Regions from separate parts of the Homo sapiens genome. Here region 2 is linked to region 1. Evidence: read pairs that join two places in POLR2A ChIA-PET (ENCODE). Cell type or tissue: Panc1. All regions are shown on one strand. Links, peaks and the distances in the headings refer to the core of each region. The heading gives the core; the rest is flanking DNA.

The links. ChIA-PET counts read pairs that join two places held together with the same protein. Peaks named below come from ENCODE experiments on the same cell type or tissue, not always from the same donor. Only the 100,000 strongest peaks of a DNase experiment are listed, where the experiment ranks them.
Region 2: POLR2A ChIA-PET joins it to region 1 with 11 read pairs; 2 of 35 experiments call an interaction of 5 or more read pairs at or near these places.

What each region holds. Positions count from the first base shown.
Region 1 is chr17:9,932,744-9,941,198 of GRCh38, forward strand. It overlaps GAS7 (growth arrest specific 7), which reads right to left. Exons shown (of 14, transcript NM_201433.2): 8 at 7,383-7,457; 9 at 1,423-1,501. Among named protein-coding and RNA genes, the nearest start is that of RCVRN, 32 kb to the left of the region's middle. In Panc1, for the core only: no CTCF peak of the experiment used is centred there; no DNase peak of the experiment used is centred there.
Region 2 is chr17:9,643,535-9,651,989 of GRCh38, forward strand. USP43 (ubiquitin specific peptidase 43) reads left to right here and starts at 1,983. Exons shown (of 15, transcript NM_153210.5): 1 at 1,983-2,602. The coding sequence starts at 2,099. It overlaps LOC107985011 (a long non-coding RNA gene), which reads right to left and starts at 6,156. Exons shown (of 3, transcript XR_001752790.2): 1 at 3,970-6,156; 2 at 3,393-3,523; 3 at 2,571-3,183. It overlaps LOC124903924 (a long non-coding RNA gene), which reads right to left and starts at 1,893. Exons shown (of 2, transcript XR_007065615.1): 1 at 1,702-1,893; 2 at 296-973. It also overlaps a transcript of CFAP52 not described here. RefSeq lists a silencer at 1,856-1,915 and enhancers at 2,224-2,871, 3,561-4,760. In Panc1, for the core only: no CTCF peak of the experiment used is centred there; no DNase peak of the experiment used is centred there; H3K4me3 peaks cover 1,911 bases; H3K27ac peaks cover 2,218 bases.

The DNA of each region.
Region 1 (8,455 bases), core at 3,130-5,629:
CATGACTCAATAAGAAAATATTTATTAAGCATCTACTACATGCAAGACACCATCCTGAGCCCTGAGGATGGGAATAGGACAGAAACACCCTGCCCTCGAGTCCTGGCACTAGTATCTTCAGAATTAAATGAAAGAGGGATGCTTTATGGTCGGGAGTGGTGGCTCACGCCTATAATCCTAGCACTTTGGGAGGCGGAGGAGGGTGGATCATGAGGTGAGGAGTTCAACACCAGCCTGGCCAACACGGTGAAACCCCATCTCTACTAAAAATACAAAAAATTAGCTGGGTGTGGTGGCAGGCGCCTGTAGTCCCAGCTACTCGGGAGGCTGAGGCAGGAGAATCACTTGAACCCGGGAGGCGGAGCTTGCAGTGAGCTGAGATCGCACCACTGCACTCCAGCCTGGGCGACAAAGCAAGACTCTGTCTCAAAATCAATAAATCAATAAATCAATCAATAAATAAATGAATAAATAAATAAAGAAGGACCCTTTACTTGTTCTGAAATTTTGCAACAACCACAAATTTAAAAAAAATTCTCCCTTTGGCATAACCTAATGTTCCCTGACACTAGGAAGAGACAGGACATCCTACTCCATCCCTTTGAAAGCCAGGCAAAAAGAAAGCAGGGCTTCGTCACTCAGGGGCTGCCCTGAGAAACTGGGCAGGTGTGCTAAGGCCTGCTCCCAGTGGCTCCCAAGAGCTGAATGTTAAATTTTCAGGAATTCTGTTTGCTGGTTGTTAAACACGGCCATTATCAAAAAGGAAATGATATGAACTTATAATTGAATAAAAATTATATTAAAAACGAAGGTAATAGGCCAGGTATAGTGGCTCATGTCTGTGATCCCAGCATTTTGGGAGGTAGAGGCAGGAAGACTGCTTGAAGCCAGGAGGTTCAAGACCAGCCTGGGGAAAATAGCGAGACCCCATCTCTACAAATAAATAAAAAAATTACCCAGGCATGGTTGCATACACCTGTTGTCCCAGCTACTTGGGAGGCTGAGGTGGGAGAATCGTTTGAGCCCAGGAGGCTGAGGCTGCAGTGAGCTATGATCATGTCACTGCACTCCAGCCTGGGCAACACAGTGAGACCTTGTCTTTTTAAAAATAACAAAACATAAAAAACAAAGGCAATAAATACCTAGCACTTACCACCTCCTAACTACACTTTACTATTTTCCATGCTCTTGGTGGATATTGATGGTTATTTGTGCTACTGTGTCTATACAAAAATGCACCACCTCATGGTGAGCCACTGGGCAGATATCTCTTCCCAACTCCGTATTCCGTGACTTCATGTTGATAGCCTGAAGTTTACACCAGGGAAAATGGCAAACGGCAAACTGGAGAGACAGTTGTTAACTATTTTTTAGTACCCCAGTGTGTAAGACCAACTGAGGGTGGCTGCAGGGAGGGGTTACCTTGGCAGAGAACTTGAGGTGAACTTCTGCTTCGTCCGCCAGGCTCTTCTTCACCTGGGCCCACGCCTCTCCCAAGGAGCTGCAACACAAAGACCATGAGACTCAGGTCACAAGCCAAAGCCCTTCCTGAGGCAGGATGGTGGGGCTCCACCCCAGGTCTCGGGGAGGTATATGACAGCTGAGAATGTGGACGCGGATGAGGCAGAAGTCAGGCAGAAACCAGACATGAGCATCACGTTTCAACTCACAGAGTCAGATGAGCCACCAAGGTCCAAGTGAGCTCACCTTACCTCTGGAGCTAAGGAAACAGACTGTGGCGCACAGCCAAGAGGTGGGGGGGGTGGGGATTCCTAGAAATCCAGAGGCTCGAAAGGACCCAGGAAGGTGCCGGAAGCAGGTGTGGGGACATTCCAAAGCCTCAGCTGCAGTGAGGGCCTTGACCCCTGGGCCGTCACTGTCCCCAGAGCTTTCACATCACCCCTCCCTGGTTTGCTGATGAGGGGTGCAAGCATCTGCTAATAAATCAAGGAAGGAAAACAGGTTCTATTCCAGGGAGAAGCTCTTTTCATTTGTTTATTAGTTTGTTCCTTGAGACAGTCTTGCTCTGTCGCCTAGGCTGGAGTACAATGGCGCGATCTTGGCTCATGGCAACCTCTGCCTCCTGGGTTCAAGCGATTCTCCTGTCTCAGCCTCCCGAGTAGCTGGGATTACAGGCGTGTGCCACCACATCCGGCTAATTTTTATATTTTTAGTAGAGACGGGGTTTTGCCATGTTGGCCAGGCCGGTCTCGAACTCCTGACCAACTGAGAGCAGCTGCAGGGAGGGGTTACCTCGGCCTCCCAAAGTACTGGGATTACAGGCATAAGCCACCATGCCCAGCCGGAGAAGCTCTTTTCAAACAGCAGGTATCACACAGCGCTGCTTATAGGAAAAACCCAGCTCCTTGGCTTCCAGGAGTGGGGAAGATGGACTGTGTGGGTCTAGTGACCTAGATGCAGCCACAGGGCAGAGAAGGCTCCCACGGCCATCCTAGGAAGCACGGTCTCCTCTAGCACTGCTTCTCTAGCTGTGAGCCCTGATGCTGCCCACAGCTTACTAGAGAAGGGCCAAGTCCTCTTAGCAGCATCACTTCTCCACTCCAAGGAGAGGCTTCACGTAGAAGAAATCTCCTGAAGTCCCTAAGACTTGCCAATGCAGGCCCCAGGCTACATTCTCTATGATTTGGAGCTCTTTAACCGCATGACCCTTCCAAGTGATACCCCCGCTTTCTTGCTCCCAGCCTCTTCAACACAGCCAGTAAATCCAGGCTGAATGTTCTGTTGACTTAATATCATCCAAAAGCCACTTCCCCCAGAGAATTCATTAAAGTCGAGTGGCAAAAGCTGAATAAAAGACAGCATGTGGTGAGGCTTCTGGGTCTGGAGCAGAGCAGCCAGCAGCGAAGAATTGCCCAACAGTGCACAGCAGATCCCTCTGATGGCTGGCCAGCCCTGTGTGGTGGTGGCGCAGGCTCAGGCCGAGGTGGGTGTTTATGGGAAATGACTGCCTGATTTTATCTAGGAGTCTAGCAGCAAAGAAAGGTCCCCTCAGTGATCCTGGCAGGGGAAGCCACCAGAGAAGCACTGGAGTATGAAACGGGGCAATCCAAGCTGTTGACAATTGTCTCTGCCTGAAGGGCCTGAGATCCAGGAAGCTGTACTGGGGCACTCCACCCCCTCTGGGTGGCTTGGGTGCCCCACCTGATTCAACAGGTGGGTAGGAGGTCCAGGGGTGGCAGGAGTAGTCCTGGCAGTTACACAGATCAGCGGAACAGAACACAAAGTCACCCAGCTAGGGCCGATTGACTGCAGCAAAGAGGTTAGGGTGTTTCCATGGGGGAAACAGATGATCTTTTTAACAAATGGTGCAGAGACAACCGTACATCCACAGGAGGAAAAGGAATCTCGGCCCTACCTCACACCATACACACAAATTATCTCAAGATGCCTCCTAGCTCTAGGGTGAAAGCCAACACTATTTGAAGCATACCAAGGTTGTCCTGGGAGGAATGGGAACTGGATTAAAGGGAAGTGAGAGGGGTTTGCCCCTGCAGCTGAGCCACACACAGCAGCCTGTGGGAGGTATGAACAAGAGTCACAGAGCCAAAAAGGCCCCAGGCGGTGCCCAGACTTTGTATGAGCACATGCATCTTTCCACAGAGCTGTCAGTCTACTGTCAGCAGAGCACATGGCAGGTAAATGGCCCAGGGACAGTCGTGGTGGCCTGAGAATGTCATCTCTGGGCAACTGGGATGAAAGGAAGAACCATGGTTTTCCCCCACCCAACACAACGTCCTCAGCTCTACCTCCAGGCCAGACACTGCTAAGTGGGAAGACATGTCTCCAGACATTCAGAGGGGCCCCTCTGAGCCAGTGCATCCTTGGTGAATGCCTCCCTGCTCTCCAATATTCCAGGCTCTTTGGAGTCACATCACCATTTATTAAAAAGCTACTTACAAATTCTCTCATTTGAAAAGAGATTTTTCATCTGATAAACGGTTAATGAAAAACAAAACAAAACCTGAGGTGCATCTCTGTTCCAACATACAGTTTCAGGTACGCCAAATCAAAATGCATGTTGTTTTCATGACTGCCAACTAGGAAAACCAAAATCGCATTTCCTTTCCACATAGGAGAGAAAAACTAAAGGCAGAATAAACAACCGAATTCTGTTTATTTACCAATGTGCACATGTCCTGTGAAATCTAATTTGGACACAGAAGTTGAATTGCAAAAGCCTCTCCAGCCTCCCTGAGCAGCATCTTCCTCAACTGCTCCAAATTTCTAGACTCCTGCTTTGCTTTGAAAGTCTTCAAGGAGATAGGGTTAAATGTCCAAAGCTGTGTGTAAATGTAAATCAGTGTCTTTGCACGTTGTACGTAGGGGGCTCATGTGTTCATGTTCCAGTGCCTGCTGCAGGAGTGTGTGCATGGGGCTGCTGTGCGTGCATGCACACACAGAGTAATGTGTACACCTACGAGGCAGTGGCCCTGATGCATGTATGTGAGCTTGCGTTGTGTTTGTCTCTGTGTTTGTCCGGGCATGTGTGTACAGTATGGTAGTGTGGGCCTGACTTATGGAGCTGGACTGCTCGGGTGAGGAGCATATGCTGTGCATGTTGGCCAGGACACAGTGTCCTTGGCAGCAGCCCAGGCTGGAGAGATGGAAGCCGGAAGACTCCGGAGTGGCACAGTGGTTGCAGGGCACGGGGATACTTAGGAAAGCCCCTTGCCAGGCAGCAAGAGCTGCTCCTCTATGTGCCCCCTTCCTGCCCCTATCTCAGGCCCCGTGCATGGAGCAGAAGGAGGCCAGGAATGAACTAACCTCATTTACATCTGTGGAAGGGACGCTGGTCTTGCTGGGCCGCCCTGCGGTCTGTGGCTGGCAGGGAGGGTGAGAACCATTCAAAGGAGGCCGCCTGGCTGCACAGCCAACCCATGTGGAGGGCTTAATCAAAGCCACATTTGGGTTGGCAAAATCTCAGTCTCCTGAAGGATTTCAAGCCACGAAGGCAGATTTGGACTGGTTTAACATCATGGCTCGCTGACGACCACAACCATCCCACAACAGAACGTCTTCCTTCCTCGGGGGTTCACTCCCCCTTGGAGAAGGAATTCAAACAGACCAGCACCAGAGGGAGGTCAGAACGGAGAGGACCTCTGGGGACCTTTTCAACTCTAACCTCCTGAGAGTCTTTCTGTTTTTTTTTACAGAGGTGAAATTCATATAACATAAAATTAACCGTTGAAAAGTGATCGATCCAGGCGCATTTAGGACGAGACCAAATCAAACGCCTGTTTTGTGAGTGCAACTACCACCTCTATCTAGTTCCAAAACATTTTCGTCATGCTAGTATGGACTAAAGGTTTATGTCCTGCCAAAATTCTTAGGTTAAAACCCTAACCCACAATGTGGCTGCATTTGGCAATGGGGCCTTTAAGGAAGTAATTAAGGTTAAATGAGGTCATAAGGGTGCAGCCCTGATCTGATAGGATTAGTGTCCTTATAAAAATAGACATTGGCCAGGCGCGATGGATCACGCCTACAATTCCAGCACTTTGGGAGGCCAAGGAGGGTGGACTGCTTGAGTTCAGGGGTTCTAGACCAGCCTGACCAACATGGTGAAACCCCGTCTCTACTAAAAATACAAAAAATTAGCCAGGTATGGTGGCACATGCCTGTAGTCCCAGCTACTTGGGAGGTGGAGGTTGCAGTGAGCTGAGATCAGGCCACTCCAGTCTGGGCGACAGAGCGAGACTCTGTCTCAAAAAAAAAAAAAAAAAAAAAAATAGACATCACAGAGCTCCCTCTCTCTCTCTCTCTGAGCACACACCAAGGAAAGGCTGCATGAACACACAATCAGAAGGCGGCCATCTGCAACCCAATGGGAGAGTCCTTACCAGGCACCAACCCTGCTGGCACCTTGATCTTGGACTTCCCAGCCTCCAGAGCCACGAGAAAATAAATGTCTGTAGTTTCAGCCACCCAGTCTGGGACATCTTGTGGCAGCCCAAGCAGATGAATACACACCCCAAAAGGAAACCCGGTAACTTTTAAGCAGTCACAACCCATTCCCCTCCTCCCCCAGCCCCTGGCAAATGACAATCCACTTTCTGTTTCCATGGGTTTGCCTGTTCTGGGCATTTTACATAAATGGAATCATACACTATGAGACCTTTTGTGCCTGGCTTCTGTAACTTAGCAGAATGTTTTCGAGGCTCATCCACACAGTAGCATGTATTAGTGTTCCATTCCTTTTCATGGCTGAGTAATATTCCATTGTCTATCCATGGGTATCCATTGTGCATACACCACCATTTGTTTATCCAGTCATCCCTGGGTGGAATGTGGGTTGTTTCCACCTTTTGGCTATTATGAATATTGCTGCTGTGTACATGTGTATACATGTATTAGTTTGAGTGCCTGTACTCAGTTTTTTTGGGTATAAGCCTAGGAATGGAATTGCTGGGTCACATGGTAATTCTATGTTTAGCTTTTTGAGGAACAACCAGATTGTTTTCCACAGCGGCTGTACCATATTCCATTTCCCCCAGGGGTGCATAAGGGCTGAGACTTTTTTACCCACTAGGAGTCCTTCTGTGGCTGGGAGGGTTGGGTTAAGCTTCTCCCAGCCCAGGTCCCACTCAAGGAGGTCTGGACAGTCACAGCATTAGCGGGAAGGGAGCCTATGCCTCAAGCCCACAGGAGAGAGCTCCAGACAAAGCGGCCAGGTACAATACCCTCTCATACGCAGCTTCCTCCCAGCCTGCCCCTAGACAAAGGGAGGCTGGAGTGGGCATCTAGAGGCTGCTGCCCAGCTACCAGGGGTCAGACCAGAGGGGATTCTGACATACTTCAACATCTGGAACGTGGCTCTTGGTCACTAAAGAGAAGACAATGTGGAAGTGCCTTTTTTTTTTTTTGAGACGGAGTCTCGCTCTGTCGCCCAGGCTGGAGTGCAGTGGCCCGATCGCAGCTCACTGCAAGCTCCACCTCCTGGGTTCACGCCATTCTCCTGCCTCAGCCTCCCAAGTAGCTGGGACTACAGGCACTCATCACCATGCCCGGCTAATTCTTGTATTTTTAGTAGAGATGGGGTTTCACTATGTGGGCCAGGCTGGTCTCGAACTCCTGACCTTGTGATCCACCCGCCTCGGCCTCCCAAAGTGCTGGGATAATGGGTGTGAGCCACCCGCCCGGCTGGAAGTGCCCTTTTGAGTGTGGATGCCCACACCTTGAGTCATGGGTGCCCACCCAAGTCATGAGCACCTACCTGAGCCATGAGTGCCCACCTTGAGCCAGGCCTATGGAGAGCTCCCCATCCAAAGTGGGGCCATGCCAGTGATCAGTGATAGTGGCTGATTTCCCTTCCTCAGTGACCCCCCATCCTCCCCACTCCCACCTCTCTCCTACCCACTCACCCTTCCTCCTGTGAAGCCAAGGAGTTCTGAGAGAGCTTAGCTAAGTTCTTCGCATAGTCTTCTTCAATCTTTATCCTGCAAAGAGAGAAAACCCAACACACATCAGCTCTCCAGTGCCAGATCGTGGGTCTGCCCTGCTGCCCTGCACACCTCAGCCGTGGAAAGGAACCCACTAGACCATAAGCTCTGAGACCACATGGCTCTTGTCTGTCTACCTGACATGCAGTAGGTGCTTAATAAATACTTGTTGGATAAATGAATGAACAAAACTGTCTGGACCTCCATCTCCTCATCTGCAAAGTAGGACATTTTCTCCGGTCTCCTAGAGCTGTGAAGACGAGAGCTGTCGTTTACACAGTTCCTAGCACAGAACGGGAAACATAAGACCCCTGAACCAATAAATGAATGAAGGAAGAAATGAACGTTTGCAACTCGTGATGGACTACCAGCAATCCCCAGTGCTGTCCCCTCTCCCTTCCAGCCCCAGAACTCCCAGGTGGCCTCGGACCCTCAGCAGCAGAACAGAACATCTCCCTACTGTCTCACACCCCCAATGCCTCTGATTGTCAAGCCTGCTGGGTACAAGTACTTCCACGGAAACCTAGCAGTGCCCAGGGCTGCAGGTAGATTCTATTTCCCTGGAGAGGAAAGTTGCCTTGGATGTAGCTTCCGGCAGGCAGGCCTTTGACACATTTGCAAGGCAACTCCCCAGGGAGTGTCCTGTATTATCTGGCACGTCCATGTTAAGCATGTTGTCAGAGGTATTGTTCACCACCTAAGTGGTCCTCTGGGCCACAGTGGGAGACAGAAGAGCTATGCTTATGCCAACCAGAGCTGGCCAGAGCCCAGGCTTCGGAGAGCCCCTGGTCCACCACACGGTGAACAGAGAAGCTCCAGAGATGCTGGGACCACAGCGTTTGCTTCCCAGCTGCTCAAGCAGCTGGCACCCAAAGGGTGCGATGATGGAGAGAGGGCGGCTGACAAAGTCTGGCGGCAGCATTCCGAGTAATAATAATTGCATGACTTGGCATCAGGAGACTCACAATCTCGTTCCTTCTTGCACTGCTTTCCCC
Region 2 (8,455 bases), core at 3,950-6,449, 290 kb before region 1:
TAAAAATAAGGTGAGGTGAATTTCCTTCTTAATTGCCATTTCATTGGTCAAGCTATATGGGACTAGACTCAGATTTAAATCCAGATCTTGGGCAGGCTTCTTAAAAATTCTCTGAGCCACAATTTTCTCTTTTGTCAAGCAAGAGTAAGTTCCTGCTCAAAAGGTTATTGTGAGAATTAAGTGACTAATGTACTAAAGCATCGGCAGAATTCCTGACAGGGTAGAGAGAAATATGCATGCTTTCTCAAAGAAAATGTGTGGTGTTGGGGATCTCAGGACAATTACCAAAGAAAGATGAAATTACAGAGATGCTTTATTGGAGTTGGCCATTACATCTTTCTTCTGTGCTTTCCACCAGAAGGGTGATGAAATGGACCTTGTGTCCTTGTGTATTAATCACCCAGCCGGGTATCTTTTTCCAGAGAGGGGTAAATAATGGCATTTTCCAGAACGCAAGTCTCCGATTCACAGTACCGTCTGATGTTTTAAGCATGTTATTTATCCTTTAAGTAAGGCTGCTTTTTTGCATGAGGTAACTGCTGTAACCCGGTTTGAAAGATCAAGTTTTTTGTTTGTTTGTTTGTTTTTTGAGACGGAATTTAGCTCTTGTCGCAATTTAGCTCTTGTCGCCCGGCTGGAGTGCAATGGCGCGATCTCGGCTCACTGAATCAAGCGATTCTCCTGCCTCAGCCTCCTGAGTAGCTAGGATTACAGGCATGCGCCACCACGCCTGGCTAATTTTGTATTTTTAGTCGAGACGGGGTTTCACCATGTTGGCCAGGCTGGTCTTGAACTCCTGACCTCAGGTGATCCGCCCGTCTCGGCCTCCCAAGGTGCTGGGATTACAGGCGTGAGCCACCGCGCCCGGCCAGGATCAAGAATATTTAATAAATGATGATCACTTATTAAACAACAAGTAACATTTCAGAGCGTTAGAATACTGCATCTCACATGGTGCTGATCTCTTCCTGAGCTAGAAATTGACGAGAAAGTCATTTTGCAAGACCTTGCCTGATTAATTATAAACCTGACAGTTGCATGGGATAAAGTGAGGGGTGGGGGAGGGGCCCAGGGTTACCCAGGGAATCAAGGGCGGGGCAAGGCCAAACTAATTCTGATTGGGCAATCATTCAACAAGGATCGTGCGTTAAGGAGTGAACCAGAAACCGCGTAGGGGGCGCGCCTGAGAGCCTGAAAACTTCCTGGTTAGCAAATACTGAGGCTGGAAAGGGCCTGAACTTGGCAGTCCATAGATCCAGGTCGAGTTCCGGTTTCCCTGCTTACGGATCGGGCGGCCTCCCTACGTTGCGATAACCTCTCTGAGCCCCCTTCCTTGCCGATTAAAGCAAGGGTGATCAAGTCTTGCAAGTTTTTGGAAAATGATTCTAACCCAATCTGTGGTGTAAAAAAGCAAACCACAACCACTCGGGGGCTTTTTTCACAGGGCAACACGTGGCTCCCAGTTCAGGTCCCGGGTTGGCGGGTGCAGGCACAGACTCTGCCTCCCCCCAAGGGGCAGACGGTCTGGAAGGAGGTGGCGACACCTGTCCGCACACACCTGAGCCTGCGGAGGAACCAGCGGTGCACAAAAGCGCTCCCCACCCCCACACAGCGCCCAGCGCGCGCCTCTCACCACGCCCGAGGCTGTGCTCTGGAGATGCCTGCCTTGCCCTTTTCTTCCTGCAGTAGCCAGGCCTTTACCATTTACTAGGCGCTTTCAGAATGTTCATTTCTCCGTAATTTCCACTGCTTGAAGGCTGCTCGAGGAACAGGAGCAGCGGCGAAACCCAGGTCTGTCGGTTTACGAGGTAAGGAAGGGTGGGGAATCCGACCACGAAGACTCCCAGTCAGCGCAGCGGGGGCGGCACCAGGCAGGGGTAGGGGTGGCCCGGCGCTGCCCTGGAGGGGGCTGGTCGTGCCGCCGGATTCCCGCGCGGGGCGGGGCTGCCCCGCCCTTGGCTCCGCCTCCGCCCCGTCCCCGCACACCTGGCCCGCAGGTAGCCGGCACCAGGAGCCTTAGAGAAGCTGTAGGGCCTGCTGGCCGCTCGTCCGCCTCGCGCCCGGGGGCTCCGCGCCTGGAGCTGCGCCGGCGGCAGCCATGGACCTGGGCCCCGGGGACGCGGCAGGAGGGGGACCGCTCGCGCCCCGGCCCCGCCGCCGCCGCTCCCTGCGCCGCCTGTTCAGCCGCTTCCTGCTGGCGCTGGGCAGCCGCTCACGCCCCGGGGACTCACCGCCCCGGCCCCAGCCGGGACACTGTGATGGCGACGGTGAGGGGGGCTTCGCCTGCGCCCCGGGCCCAGTTCCAGCGGCCCCCGGGAGCCCCGGGGAGGAACGCCCGCCCGGACCCCAGCCCCAGCTCCAGCTCCCCGCCGGCGATGGGGCGCGGCCGCCGGGCGCTCAGGGCTTGAAGAACCACGGCAACACCTGTTTCATGAACGCGGTGGTGCAGTGTCTCAGCAACACCGACCTGCTGGCCGAGTTCCTGGCGCTGGGGCGCTACCGGGCGGCTCCGGGCCGCGCCGAGGTCACCGAGCAGCTGGCGGCGCTGGTGCGCGCGCTCTGGACTCGCGAATACACGCCCCAACTTTCCGCGGAGTTCAAGGTAGGCAGCGCTGCGCCGCCGACCGCCCTGTCCCCCTGGTTTCGCCTCTTGAAAAGTGTGTGCACGATCAGGAAAGGGTTTTCTTGGGGCCTTCTTTAAATGCCGTTGACCAGTTCAGCCCCGGATTACCGGCTTTGTTTTGAGTCGATGTGTTACGCTGTCGCTTGCTTATGTTTTCTTTGTAAATTAATTCTCCTAGGTATTTTGAGAGGGAGTGGGGTGAGCTGGCAGATTGAAGGGTAATCAGCGTTTTTGGATTCAACAAGCATTTGTTGAAGTATTGAAGGCTTGTGGGCCAGACAGTGTTCTAATGCCAGCTCTAGAGCTTCCAGTCTGGAATGATGTGGGGTAGGGAATGGGATGTTGAAGGCCAAGGCCTCAGAGGAAGGAGGTGATGCTTGCGTTGAGATCTGAATGATGAGAAGGATGCAGTCAGGGCAAGCTGTAGGACTAATCCAGGCAGGAGGAACAGCAAGTACAATTGCCATAGACCCGAAGGAGCTGAGTGCTGGAGACAGGGAAAGAAAAGCAGTGGCGTTGGAGCTTAGGAGGCAGATGAGTTTCGCCAGATCACGTAAGACCTAGGAGGCAACGGTAAAGAGTTTGGATTTTATTCTAAGCCCAGTGGAATCTGACAACCTACAGGCCAGGTACCGTGCTGAGTGCCCAGCAAAGGCAGTGAGCGTGCTATTTTGGAGATAGCATCCTTTTGTTTAAGGCGCATTCAATCCCCTACAATGTATGAGCACGGGCTTGCATTTTATTGTCTGCAAGATCACGGTCTACTTACTCGGGTTGCTGCCGGGTCGTGAGGCTTTGTAAATTGTTTGTATCACTTCACCCGGGATTAAAACGGGGTGTTTGTTTGGGGTCCCAGTTGGATTAAAGCGTTCCTGATAATTGATGCACATGGCTTGCTTCCTGCAAAAAAAAAAAAAAAAAAAAGAAAAAAAAGAAAAAAAAAGAAGAAGAAACCCGCAGCTCTGGGCAGAGAACTGAAGCTCCCTACAGACTAGTGATTGTTGTTCTTGGGGGAGGGGGAAACCTGTCAGTGTTCATTCCACAAGCATCACCGCTCTTGAGTTTCAGCCCGAGAAAGCAGTGTTTGCCATGTGACCCATGAGATGCCAACCCCCACCTTCCTCCCTCCTGCCTCCATTAGTGAAGCACTGTTCTGCAGCAGCCAGTGGGTCAAATGGTTGTCACTAAATGTCTCTTTTTGGTGACATTTGCTTTTTAAGAAAGAGGCAGTATAGTATAGTGGTTAAGAGCAAGGTCTCTGGAGTTTTGTGACCTTGAGCAAGTTACCAGATCTCTCTGTGCCGCAACTTTCTTCATCTTTAATATAGAACCATAATGGTACTTACCTCGTTATACGGTTGTTGTATTAAATGAGTTCTATGTAGAACACAGTGCCAGCCCCACAGGAAATGTTCATTATTCTATCACGACACCTTCTCACCTGCAGAAACCTAGAGCAGGGAGGGAGGTAATCTTTATGTACATTTTCTCTTGCTAGATGCATTTCCATCCAGTTACCACAGCAATGGGAGAGGGCTGCAGTAGTTTGAAAACACTTCGAAATTGGCCGAGCGCGGTGGCTCACGCCTGTAATCCCAGCACTTTGGGAGGCCGAGGCGGGTGGATCACGAGGTCAGGAGAGCGAGACCATCCTGGCTAACACGGTGAAACCCCGTCTTTACTAAAAATCCAAAAAAAAAAAAAAAAAAAAAAATTAGCCGGACGTGGTGGCGGGCGCCTGTAGTCCCAGCTACTGGGGAGGCTGGGGCAGGAGAATGGCGTGAACCTGGGAGGCGGAGCTTGCAGTGAGCCGAGATTGCGCCACTGCACTCCAGCCTGGGCAACAGAGCGAGACTCCGTCTCAAAAAAGCAAAGCAAAACAAAACAAAAAACTCCGAAATTAGTAATCACCCTCAATGACTCACCAGAATTCCCTATCTCTCTCCCGCTGTCAAATCCCCAGGGCCTGGGAGCTCCCAGTAAGCCTCAGGGAATTGAAGGATAATCAAGTTTGTAATATGTTAATGAGGGAGATACAATCTGGAATTTCCTGGGATTTTTGGGTAGTCAGCTTTGGAGGGAGGAGTGGAGGATCCCAGAATCCAGGCTTTAAATATTATGGATTGAAATCTAGGTGAGCTCTTCTTATTTTACAGATGGGGAAACATTCGTTCAACAAATATTTATTGAATGTCCAGAGAGTAGACTAGGAATGCATGGAATGCATGATGAGTGATGAGTACAAACCCAGATTCTGGGGCTGCTCTCCAGGAGCTTATGGTCTAGAGGTAGAAATGGATGTTAATGAAATAATCACACAGGCACATGATTGGAACAGAAACATGTTAGAAAGGACAAATACAAGGTGCTATGACAGTTACAGCAGGAAAATGTGATTGGATTGGGGGAGATCCTGTGGGGTGGGCAGGGAAAGCTTCCCTGGAGAGGTAACCAACCGCTGAGTTGAATTTTGAAGGATTAGGTGTCAATGAAGGGCTTGGGAAGATGGGAGAGTGCATTCCAGGACCTGGGAACTGGAATGCCAACCAGGGAAGGAGGTGGGGCCGAGAGACCTTCAGTTCAATAAATGAATAAAAGCCCACTTGGCTGGGGAGGAAAGGCTGGAGAATTAGTTGCAGACACACCACACAAGGTTTTCTTAAGGAGTCTTGTCTTTTCCTTTCTCTTTCTGTTTCTCTTTCTCTCTCTCTTTTCCTTCCTTCCTTCCTCTTTCTTTCTTTTTCTTTCTCTCTCTCTCTCCCACTCTTTCTGTCTCTCTCCCTCTCTCTCTCTCTCTCTCTCCCTCCCTCCCTTCTTTTCTTCCTTCCTTCCTTTCCCTCTCTCTCTCTTTAAGAGAGAGTGTCACTCTGTCACCCAGGCTGGAGTATAGTGGTGTCATCATAGCTCACTACAGTTTTCAATTCCTGGGCTCAAGCGATCCTCCTACCTCAGCCTTCTGACCAATATGGTGAAACCCTGTCTCTACTAAAAATACAAAAATTAGCCGGGCGTGGTGGCGTGTGCCTGTAGTCCCAGCTACTCAGGAGGCTGAGACAGGCGAATTGCTTGAACCTGGGAGGCGGAGGTTGCAGTGAGCCGAGATCGTGCCACTGTACTCTGGCCTGGGTGACAGAGCGAGACTCCCTCTGAAAAACAGAAAGAAAAGTCCTGTCCGTGGTATTACCTAGAATTCTTTTCTTCTCTTTCTTTTTTTTAAATTTTATATTTTTATTTTAGATTCAGTGGGTACATGTGCAGGTTTGTTATAAGGGTGTATTGTGTGTTGCTGAGGTTTGAGCTTCTCTTGGCCCTGTCACCCAGATAGTGAACATAGTGCTCAACAGGAAGGTTTTCGGCCCTTGTCCCCTGCCTCCCTCCTTCCTTCTGCGGTTCTCAGTGTCTATTGTTCCCTTCCTTATGTCCATGTGTACCCAAGATTTAGCTCCCCCTTATAGGTGAGAATACGCAATATTTGATTTTCTGTGCTTTTCTAATGATGTAATTAAATGTTGCACATTGTAAAAAAAAAAAAAAAAAAAGTTAAAATGTAGAAAAAAAAAGAGATCTGTAATTTTAACCCCTAGAGATAACCATTGTAAATATACTGATACGTTTCAAGGTATATACAAACAATTGAAAATTTTAGTTTTACATCCTGCTTTTCTCATTTAAGCATTGTTACAAGACATTTTCCTAGTCTTAATAATACACAACAATCATTAATAATTAAGTCTTTAACAATTAATATATTATTAAATTAACCAATTCTTTATGGAGATCTATGGTTATATTAAAAATTTTAGCCATCTGGAATTTATATTAGCTTATGTGCTTAAGCATCAATTTTAGATCTACAGTGATATACTGGAGACATGGCTTTTTAAAAACAAGGATGCCTTCTTCACCACTCTTACGTTTTGTAAGTTCTGGACAAAACAGTAAGACATAAAATGGAAATGGAGTTTCCATTTTCCAGTATTATACTGTATTGAAGTTTCTTGTATTTAAATCATTGTCCTCAGCTGTGATTATTCCCATAAGCTTAATTCCTACAAATGGAATTACATAGTCAAAGCAAAAGTATGACTGTTTTATTATCTTTCTATTTTTACTTTTTAAATAAACTTTATTGAGGTCTAAACTATATACAGTGAAATGTACCCATTATAAGCATAAAATTTAGGAAGTTTTAACAAATGTGTGAACCTGTGTAGTCACCATCTTACTTTTAAATATTGAGTTTTTGTTGTTGTGGTGGTGGTGGAGACAGAGTCTCACTCTGTCGCCCAGGCTGGAGTGCAGGGGCGCTATCTCGGCTCACTGCAACCTCCACTTTCTGGGTTCAGGCGATTCTCCTGCCTCAGCCTCCCAAGTAGCTGGGATTACAGACATGCACCACCATGCCCAGCTATTTTTTGTATTTTTAGTAGACACGGGGTTTCGCCATGTTGGCCATGCTGGTCTCAAACGCCTGACCCCAAGTGATCCACCTGCCTCGGCCTCTCATTACAGGTATGAGCCACCACGCCCGGCCAACATACCTATGTTTTTGTGGTGAGAACATTTACGATCTATTCCCTTGGCAATTTTCAGGTATATAATGTATTAACTGTAATCACCAGGCTGTATAATAAATCTTCATCCCTTATTATTAATTTATTGAACAAAAAGAAATAGCATATTTTTAAAAATTTTAATAGGTTTTTGGGGAACCGGCAGTATTTGGTTACATGGATAAGTTCTTTAGTGGTGATTTCAGAGACTTTGGTGCACCCGAGCAATGGACACTGGACCCAGCGTGCAGTCTTTCATCCTTCACCCGTCTCCTACCCTTCCCCTCGAGTCACCAAAGTTCATTATATTGCTCTTGTGCCTTTGCATCCTAAGAAATAACATCATCTTCTAAACTTGCAAAAATAGTTTTTTATTTTTATTTCTTTGATTAGGAGCGAGGTGGACGATTTTTCCATGTTTCTTTACTAGTTGCAAGTCTCCTCTTGGAATCAGCTGTTTGATGTTTTTTTTGTTTGTTTTTTTTGTTTTTTATTTGAGACAGAGTCTCACTCTGTCACCCAGGCTGGAGTGTGGCAGTGGTGCAATCTTGGCTCACTGCAACCTCTGCCTCCCGAGTTCAAGCAATTCTCCTGTCTCAGCCTTCCGAGTAGCTGGGACTACAGGCGCGCGCCACCATGCCTGGCTAATTTTTGTATTTGTAGTAGAGACAGGGTTTCACCATGTTGGCCAGGCTTGTCTTGAACTCCTGACCTGTGAGCCACTTTACCCAGCCCATCTGCTCAATGTTCTTATGCATCTATCTATTCTGCTTTGGTCTCAATGTTTTTATGTTTCTGTAAGTTCCTTAGTTCTTGTCATATTTGCTACAAATATTTTCTCAAAACTGTCTCCTTCTCCCACCCCAATATTGGAAGATTTCGATTTATTTATATCAGACATTATGATAAATATTTGATTTTGCGTACCTGCTTTTCTATGGTTATATTAAAATTTTAGCCATCTGGAATTTATATTAGCTTATGTGCTTAAGCATCAATTTTAGATCTACAGTGATATACTGGAGACTTGGCTTTTTAAAAACAAGGATGCCTTCTTCACCACTCTTGTGTTTTGGAAGTTCTGGACAAAATAGTAAGACATAAAATGGAAATGGAGTAAAAAATATTAGAAAGAAAATTGCTAAAATATGCTAGAAATCCTTATTTTAGCTTTATTACTGTCATTCATGATACCAGATAGAAGGTAGAAAATCAAAGGAATAATCATTTAGAACATATAAAATTAGATTTGTATTCAGAAAACAACCAGAAATATGAA